Linked DNA regions of Homo sapiens: region 2 is linked to region 1. The links are chromatin loops, found by intact Hi-C in ENCODE. Cell type or tissue: ascending aorta. All regions are shown on one strand. Links, peaks and the distances in the headings refer to the core of each region. The heading gives the core; the rest is flanking DNA. Region 1 has its middle 140 kb from the start of LINC01235. Region 2 overlaps LOC105375977 (a long non-coding RNA gene).

Region 1 (4,400 bases), core at 220-4,219:
GACTATTATTCTAAATGAAGTAACACGAATGGAAAACCAAACATTGTATGTTCTCACTCATAAGTGGGAGCTAAGCTATGAGGACACAAAGGCATAAGAATGATATAATGGACTTTGGGGACTCGGTGGAAAGCATGGGGGGGTGGTGAGGGATAAAAGATTACACATTGGGTATAGTGTACACTGCATGGGTGATGGGTGCATCAAAATCTCAGAAATCACCACTAAAGAAATTAGTCAAACACCACCTGTTACCCCAAAACCTATTGAAATAAAAAATAAATTTTAAAAAAAGGACTCAATGTTAGGACTTTGTATTAATCTTATTCCTGATTCTGTTTCAGGTACCTACCATTAGTTTATCTTTGTATTTCCCAGCTACCTCTTTCATATGCTAATTTGTTGTATTTATGTGTCATATAACCTTCCTTAAATCCTTCTTTTGAATTAAAGTGGGATACGAATACCTATAAAATATTTATAAATGTATTCAATTATTCAATGTTGAGCTAGGAACCACTACACATCAGATCTGAATACAATGTGTTGCCCTAAATTCCTTCAGCTTGAAGAAGTTCAAAATCAATAGAAGTTAAGATAGATAAAATATGAGAAATGAGGGAGAGGGTGGTGTCAAAGCTCATTCAACTGTTTGGATGGAGCCACTCTGAATTAGGGAAAAGAGGAAGAAGGCCAGATTTGGTAAGGCATTGCCAACACAATTCTAATGTAAATAATAATTATTATAACTGGCAATCATATAGCCTTGTGTGGTTTACAAAGCAGTAACACAAATAATAGTTATAATAATGAACATTTGTATAGTGATCTAAAGTTAATAAAGATTAATTTGTTCCTTACAACAAGCCTGTGAATTGGCAAGAGTCAATATAATTTCATTCCCATTTTGCAGATGAGAAACCCAAGTTTCAGAGAGGCTAAAGGACTTTGAAAAATCATTTGAAGGACATTTTAGGTGTGGAAGTTCTGATATGCTATGCTATGGCCCATCGCCTATTATACTCCTTCTTCTAGTATTGGAAACACATCAGAGCTACAGTGAGGAATACAGGGTAATATAGCTCTTTGGCTTTGTGAAATAAGCAAACAACTGTGAAAGTCAGCAGTATTACCAAAAGTCTTCCACATTACTTGGAAGACTTCGCATTACTTGTGAAATGCTTGTAACAGTTACCCCCAGCTCTAGCTCCAGCTCTAGCTTCCTGGGTTTCTTCAATGTAACATGGCTCCATCCAGCAGAAGGGGGAAACCCCTGAATGTTTAGCTGGATCCTTAATTTCAAAAGCATCTTAGACATTAAGTTGTTTTTGTTTTGTTTTGTTTTTTTCTTGAGACAGGGTCTCTCTGTCACCCAGGCTGGAGTGCAGTGGCACGATCTTGGCTCACTACAGCCTTGACCTCCCAGGCTCAAGTCATTCTCCTGCCTCAGCCCCCCAAGTAGCTGGGACTACAGGTGCATGCCACCATAACTAGCTAAGTTTTTTGCATTTTTGGTAGAGACAAGGTCTTGCCATGCTGCCCAGTCTGGTCTCAAACTCCTGAGCTCTAGCAATCCACCCGCCTTGGCCTCCCAAAGTACTGGGATTACAGACGTGACCCACCGCGCCCAGCCAGATGAAGTATTAAAATGACATTTCTGACACAATTTACCTATGTTTGAAAAACATATAAGCAGCATGTGATAGCTATTAATTAAATATTGATTTATTAACACACAGGTCTCATAGAGAATAGCAATTCATGGATGAACAAGCCTTGGAAATAGTGTCAGACTTCTAGTTAGGTACCATGAGCAACTTATAACTTGCATCATGCTTGTGTTCAAATAGAAAGGAGTAACTTTCAGTTCAGTCTTGTGTACCTTACAGTGGATAACTAGAAAAGAGGAGAATGAACTCAGAGAAAAGACAGGGTTGGGTTGGGCACAGTGGCTCACGACCTAGCACTTTGGGAGGTCGAGGCTGAGATCAGGAGTTCAAGACCAGCCTGGCCAACATGGTGAAACCCTGTCTCTAGTAAAAACAAACAAACACACAAAAAGACAAAATCAAAATTAGCCAGGTGTGGTGGCTCGTGCCTGTAATCCCAGCTACTTGGGAGGCTGAGGCAAGAAAACCACTTGAACTCAGAGGTGGAGGTTGCAGTGAGCTGAGATCTTGCCACTGCACTCCAGCCTGCGTGACAGAGTAAGACTGTGTCTCAAAAAAATAAAAATAAAAGACAGGGTTGAGTCTAAAAACATGACATAATAACACTGGCAGTGTACAGTCTGTTTCTGGGAATGAATTTCCTGATTTTTCTATCTCATTCACATGGCTGGCCCAAATGCTGACTGTGAACCCTGAGAAGCCTAACTGGACATTTGTCATAAACTCCAAGTACACAGACATTCTTGTATAAGATCATGGTTATTGCAAGACGACTGGTACAATTAAAGCACTTCTGTAATTCTACGTGGGAACCTGCTGTGTCTAGTATTATAAGACAGGTTTTGGACTCCAGATTTGAGAAGTAGATGACTAAGAAATACTGGCAAGTGCTAATTCCTGTCCCTGGATAAAAAAAGACCATAAAGGCCCCAGATAAAATATGATGCTGGCTTATTTTTCAGACACATTTTCTGGAAATTTGTGATCTCCACCAATCTTAAAAAAAAAAAGAAGAAGAAAAAGTAATGTCCATTTCTGGATCCTTGGGCCAGGCTCCCTTAGTCAGTTCTCTATTTTTCTTACCACCCAGATACTAAAACATTTGGCATACGTGGGATCATAGTGTTTCAGAGCTGGAAGGGAAGCTCTCCCACCCTGGTTTTATCTGTAGGCTGGATAAAGGTTTGGGATTTAGCAATAGGCTTTGCTAACTCAGCTTGTAAAAATCACATCCTTTATCAACTCCCCAGATGGTTTAGATCATTAAAAACACAACAAAACAAAACAAAAGCCCTTCAGAGTGTACACTGTGAAGATATTCTCTAATTTCCAAGAAAAATAAATATATGTCGAATTTCTCACAGATTTCTCACACTCTCTCAGTATACAGCCAGAATTGTTGTGGTGAATGGAGAACTTAAAAGCATCGTTTTTGAAACTGCAAAGCCTTGTGCTGAATACTTAACTTCCAACAGCCCCTTTGCCTTTCCAGCTTGTCCATCAGTCCCCAATTCCAAGTCAGTATTTATCTATTGGAGCTTAGCTTAAACTGAAAAGTGGATGTCTTTATTCAATAAATTTGGGGCAACTGGCTCTCAATAAGCAACAAAAACAAAAAGGCTATTTCAAGTCAAAGAGACCTCAAGAAACTATCCCACCATCTGCTGGGGAGAGAGAAATGAGCCTGTGGGCCAATAGCTCTTTATTGAACAGAAGAAATAGTATTGTCATCTAAATTTTCTGCAACACTCTTTGGATCAAAATATTATAATCACAGCAAATAGATGCAGCAAATAGATGTGGCCACACTTAATGGATACTCAAAGGGCCAAACCACTGCTCACTTTGGATCATTTACTGTCATTTGGAAGTAAAACTGGGGGGCCGAGGGGGCTGGGGCTGGAGGGAGAAAGGGAGACCTTACGTTAAGCTGGCATGCACCAGTGGATAAATGGCTGGCATTTGCAGAGCTGCATTGCAGGGGAGCTTTTAGCGGTTTGCCACTGCCAGCTGATGTCTCTGTGAACATCAGTGCCAAGAAGCCAAAAATGAAAGCAGGTGCAGGGGCAGAGGAACTGAATGTTGAGGGCGAAGGGGAGGGGGATTCAGCAACAGAACTTCTGTTGTTAAAAATTGGTTGCCTTCATTAAAACCTAAACAATGCCTCACTTTAAACTCTGCATAACATTTTTAGCCCTGCTAGAGTCCTGCACACACACTTAAGACAAGCCTCTTACATTTATGCACTAGACTAAGAGACTCTTTTTTGTTTGTCTCTCTCCAAAGCTGTGGATTGTCTGCTAGACGGCTGAACTCCGATTAGAGCAGCTTTCCTTCCGAAGCCAGGAGCATCTGCTTCTGAAAGTGCCCCTTTGCTCCCGTCTCTCCCAGAGTGCCCCCTCTTCAGAAAGTCCCACTTCGACACAACCAGGGCCTGGGAACAGGGAATATTCCTGAACTCGGCGTGTCTTCGCCAAGCAGTGTCGCCAGTTCAGCTCTCTGAAATGCTGCTTTCCGATGAGAAAACAGACGGGACTCAGTGTCGCCGGCGATTTACATTTCCCTCAAAAGCTCTATGTTCCTGCAACATTGTTCCCCGAGCCCACCGTAAGTGACAGCAGGAAAAAAAAACAATGGGAGTAAGCGAAGAATAAAGGTAAAGGTTCAAGACCAACAGAGAGAAGGAACTAAGGCTTGCCACGGGGCACATTAAAAATGAAGAATAAAACA
Region 2 (4,400 bases), core at 285-4,284, 85 kb after region 1:
ATGGGCAATTCAGTGACTCCCTGGCTCCAAATAGTGTCTAGTTGATGAGACAAAACCAAGTAGGCAAAAGCACCACTTACACACAGATCTTGGATTTTTTTAAAGATTAAATCTGACCTTTTTTATGGGTTCTAAAATATTTAGTTCAATGATATGAATTTGTATTCCCAAAAAAATTCTAGAAGAAAAGTTTTGGTATTTTAATTTATTTATGATGCATGTGGTTTGTGGGTTGGAGACAGAGATTGAAAATGATAAGCTAAAAAAAACAGAGATTGAGTATTTGACTATGTACTAGTTTTCAATTGTTGATACATATTTCACAAACTGGGTGGCTTACAACACAAATGTATCATTTTCTCATTCTGAAGGTCAGACGTCCTCAAATCAAGGTGTTGGCGGGGTTGCGTTTCTTCTAGAGACTCGAGTGAATCCACATCCTTGCCTTTCCCAGCTTCTACAGGCTGTCTGCATTCCTTGATTTATGGTCCCTTCCTCCATCTTCAAAGCACATTACTCCAGCTTCTGGTGCACATCTCTCTTCTCTCTGATTTTCACATTCCTGCCTGCCTGTTATCTGTACGCTTGTGATTACCTGGATAATCCAAAAATAATATTTCCATCAGAAGATCCTTAATCACACCAGCAAAATCTCCCCTTCCTCCTTTTACTTATTTTTTTCTTGTGAGATAACATATTGACATGTTCTGGGCCTCAGAATATAAACATCTTTGGAGACCATAATTCAGGCCACAGGATGTTTAAAACTAACCTCTTTAATTGAATTGCTGACTCCTTGATGTGTAATATACATGGTTTTTCAACAAAGGATGGGGATTGTGCCGTCTCTTTACCACTGTGAGAATTATTTTCTAAAATTTGAGACGAGAGTGGCTTTACTTCTCGTTTAAAAAATGTCAAGAGCTTCCCCTGATGTCAAATAACACACAAATGCATGCTCAGGTAACTATCCATACGAAGTATATCCCATATGGATTCAAGTAACTTTACAGTATTTTTCCATTTAAATCATTCACTCATCCGATGGTACATTTTCTTACCCAAGATCTTTTACTTAAACTGCTCCTTCAGCTGATTCTTCTAATATGTGGTCAACACCCAACCCATTTTATAAAATTTATTTATTTCATATTCCACCACCTTCTTAAAGCATTCCCAGATACTTTTTTTTTTTTTTTTTTTTTTTTTTGAGACAGATTCTCACTCTGTTGCCCAGGCACGATCTCAGCTCACTGAAACCTCTGCCTCCCGGGTTCAAGAGATTCTCGTGCCTCAGCCTCCTGAGTAGCTGGGATTACAGGCATGGGCCACTACCAAGCTAATTTTTGTATTTTTAATAGAGTTTGGGTTTCACTATGTTGGCCAGGCTGGTTTTGAACTCCTAACCTCAGATGATCCGCCCACCTTGGCTTCCCAAAGTGCTGGGATTACAGGTGTGAGCCACCGCACCTAGCCATCCAGATACTTAAATTTGGAGTTCTCATTATTAAAATAACTAACAAAATACAAATAATGTTATAGTTACAAAAGAGAATTATGCTTTTCAATCTCTGTAAAGTGGGAATCTAAGTTCTTTCATTTCCAGATGAAGAAACTTAGTCTCAAAGAAGTTAGGTTACTCGGTGAAACCCATGACCGCTGAGTCCAGATCCATGCTTATTTTCAGTTTGCTATCTAAAACATATCTAGTACTGACTCTAGACCACTCTGTAGACATCTCTCTCTCCCCTTGTTCTTTCTCTCCAAACTTTGTTTTTGTTTTATGATACTTGTCACAGGCTGTTTGGTATCATAGCTATGTTTGTGCTCATCTGCTATTCTGTAGGCTTTGAGAACAGAAACTGTGTCTTTCATTTCAGTATTCCATTTAGGACCCAGGAAAAAGAATTCACATGTATTGACTGCTTATTGTATACTGAGCACTTTTCTCATTTATATTATTTGTAACTCACAATTACTTCGTGAAGGTGGCATTGTTCATTTCATTTAATAGATGAGGCCATTGGAATTTAGGAAAATTTCATAAATGTCTTTGGATACACAGCAAGTATGTACGATAGTCAAGCCCATATTCTTCCTATATGCCTTGCTGCATACACACTCAATAAATTTTTGTTGATGTGAAACAAATATTACCTTAGTGTAACTATTGTGAAATATGTTTCCCTTGGGAGATGGTAAGACAACTGTGGAATTTGCCTTTAGGTAGAGCTCCAGGAATACATTCTGAATGCCAAAAACCATGGGAAGAGGAAGAAGGAAGAGTTTTGTGAGTTCACCTTACATTCTGAGGCCATAAAAATACCCTCCCCTGTCAGAAAACTGATACTTAAAGCCAAAGTTTGCTTAAAAGGCATGATTTTAGCCTTTGGTAAATAGAAAGTACCTTACACTCAGCCAGCCAGGAGAGATGATTTAAGTTTTATTTCTGGACAATACTTGAGTAACACTTTGGAATGTGATTCCCCGCCAAGTGGACGCTGTTGGTTTCACACAGCTGTAGTTAGAGATGGCAAGCGCTATTTACTGGGAAAATGATAATGCAATTGGATGTTGTACTGAACCCAAGGGTGAGATAATTTCTGTTGTGCTGTATCACAGGCCTGCAGTTAAGTCTGTTTGGTCAGCGTGTTGGTAGAGCCTATGTGGTTGATGCTATTTCACAGGACTTAGTTATAGAAGAGGAAGGTTTACCTTCATTTTAAATTAATGCAAATGGTGCAGATTCAGCCCCAGTCAACTGGTATTTTCCAGATTCATAGTTTACTTTTCAAGTGTATAGAATGTGTTCTTCCCCTTGGATTTCTTTAACTGAAATGTTTACACTTGACTCAGTAATCCCACTCTTGGGAATGCACACTAGGGAAATGATTTAAAATAAGAAAAGAAGCGATGGGCATATCTTTGCAACATTATTTATAATCATGAAACATTGGAAAAAACCAAAATATCCAGCAATCAATGAATGCCTAACAAATTATTGCACACCCTCTTAAGGGAATCATTATGCTGCAATCAAATTATAATTATAAAGATCATTCAATAAACAAATACAGAAAACCAAGTAGCAATATGGGAAATGTCCATAATGCATGAGGAAGTGAAGAAGTAGAAGGCAAGCCTAGCTAAGGTTCGCCATTTTATGGTTTAGGATGCAACTTACGTACCCTTGTCAGGTCCCTGTAGCCAGGTATGTCATAAAGTTTAGGCTAATCCACCAAGTCCTCAACTGCCTCCCAAATATTGCCAGAGATTTGGCAATATGCTCTCTGGGGGCTAAGAGATGGGAGGAATCTAGTCTACTTGAGTCATTTCTCCATGTGCTGCCTGTTGCTGGAAGTTGCTAGCTGCAGAATATAATATGGTCTTTTCCGGCTATGCCCAAAGAAAAGTGGCTGAGGGAAAGTCAGCTCCAGTAACTTGTAAAGGGACCAAAGTGATGTTTGCTCACCAGTGACACCTGGCAATGGGAACTGTCTAGCAAAACAGAGAGAGCCCTTGGTTTCCAAATTCTTTTCATTACCTTACCAGCTATCCCACAGCATATGAAGATGCTCCAGAGTAGTGGAACAGTGAACATTTCCAGTTTTGGTTGCTTTATGAGTCAACATTGGTGGAGAAAGGGGCCAAAGTGGAATTGTGGCTCTCTTGGGGGAAAGCTCATTGGAAATCATGTAGCCAAATTTTCTCCAGGAGAAAAAGGAGGCTGTGGGAACTAGTGCTGCTTCTGGAGCAGAGCTGATTGGAAATTGCCAAACACCGAAGGGACTCTGATGGGATATCTTGGTGGCAGGAAGGTAAATATTGTTCTCAGAATATAGCTATACTCCCCCTGTTCTGGTCTTTACCATGAAGGCCAGATTGGAGCCCTTTTTGTAGTAGCAAGTTCTTCACTCGAAGACTATTCCCTGATGTCATGCTCACTTCAGAGAACCCATTCATTAGTAGCCTGAGACCCCAAATATACTAGTTCCTTGTACATCTAACTCTTTGTTTAACCATATTCACAATCCCATTGTAGGCCACAAGACAAGATCAGGACTAGTTCTTTCCTGATATATAACCACCGTTCCCCCTTTTCTCCTCACCTTTACTCAGGCCAGGCATAGTCATTTGGTTTCTACTCTGTTATACTTCTTTCTGTCCTTACCCATGTAGAAATAAGATTGTAGGCATTTACACTCATTAGGCCTTGGTTGTAGCTAACCTAACCCACAACCTCCATTCAAATCTCAGAAAAAAGGAGTTAGTTTATCTGTTTCTCCTGTCTCCTCAAATCTCTGAATATCACATGCAGGTTTGTCCAACCATTCCCCAGAATCGTCATCCAAGAGAAAGGGCTTGTTTTGATTAAACAAAAAGATCCTCTTACTCCTTTT

What was found. Hi-C counts contacts between places; a loop is a spot of excess contacts. Peaks named below come from ENCODE experiments on the same cell type or tissue, not always from the same donor. Only the 100,000 strongest peaks of a DNase experiment are listed, where the experiment ranks them.
Region 2: a loop joins it to region 1, with 4 times the contacts of the local background. A loop is called at or near these places in 3 of 110 quality-filtered maps.

What each region holds. Positions count from the first base shown.
Region 1 is chr9:13,568,699-13,573,098 of GRCh38, reverse strand. No RefSeq gene overlaps it. Among named protein-coding and RNA genes, the nearest start is that of LINC01235, 140 kb to the right of the region's middle. In ascending aorta, for the core only: no CTCF peak of the experiment used is centred there; a DNase peak (open chromatin) is centred at 2,322; H3K4me3 peaks cover 868 bases; H3K27ac peaks cover 2,689 bases.
Region 2 is chr9:13,483,298-13,487,697 of GRCh38, reverse strand. LOC105375977 (a long non-coding RNA gene) reads right to left here. Exons shown (of 4, transcript XR_929484.3): 4 at 191-595. Among named protein-coding and RNA genes, the nearest start is that of LINC01235, 54 kb to the right of the region's middle. In ascending aorta, for the core only: CTCF peaks have their summits at 2,300 and 2,529; DNase peaks (open chromatin) are centred at 2,497 and 3,321; H3K4me3 peaks cover 538 bases; H3K27ac peaks cover 2,214 bases.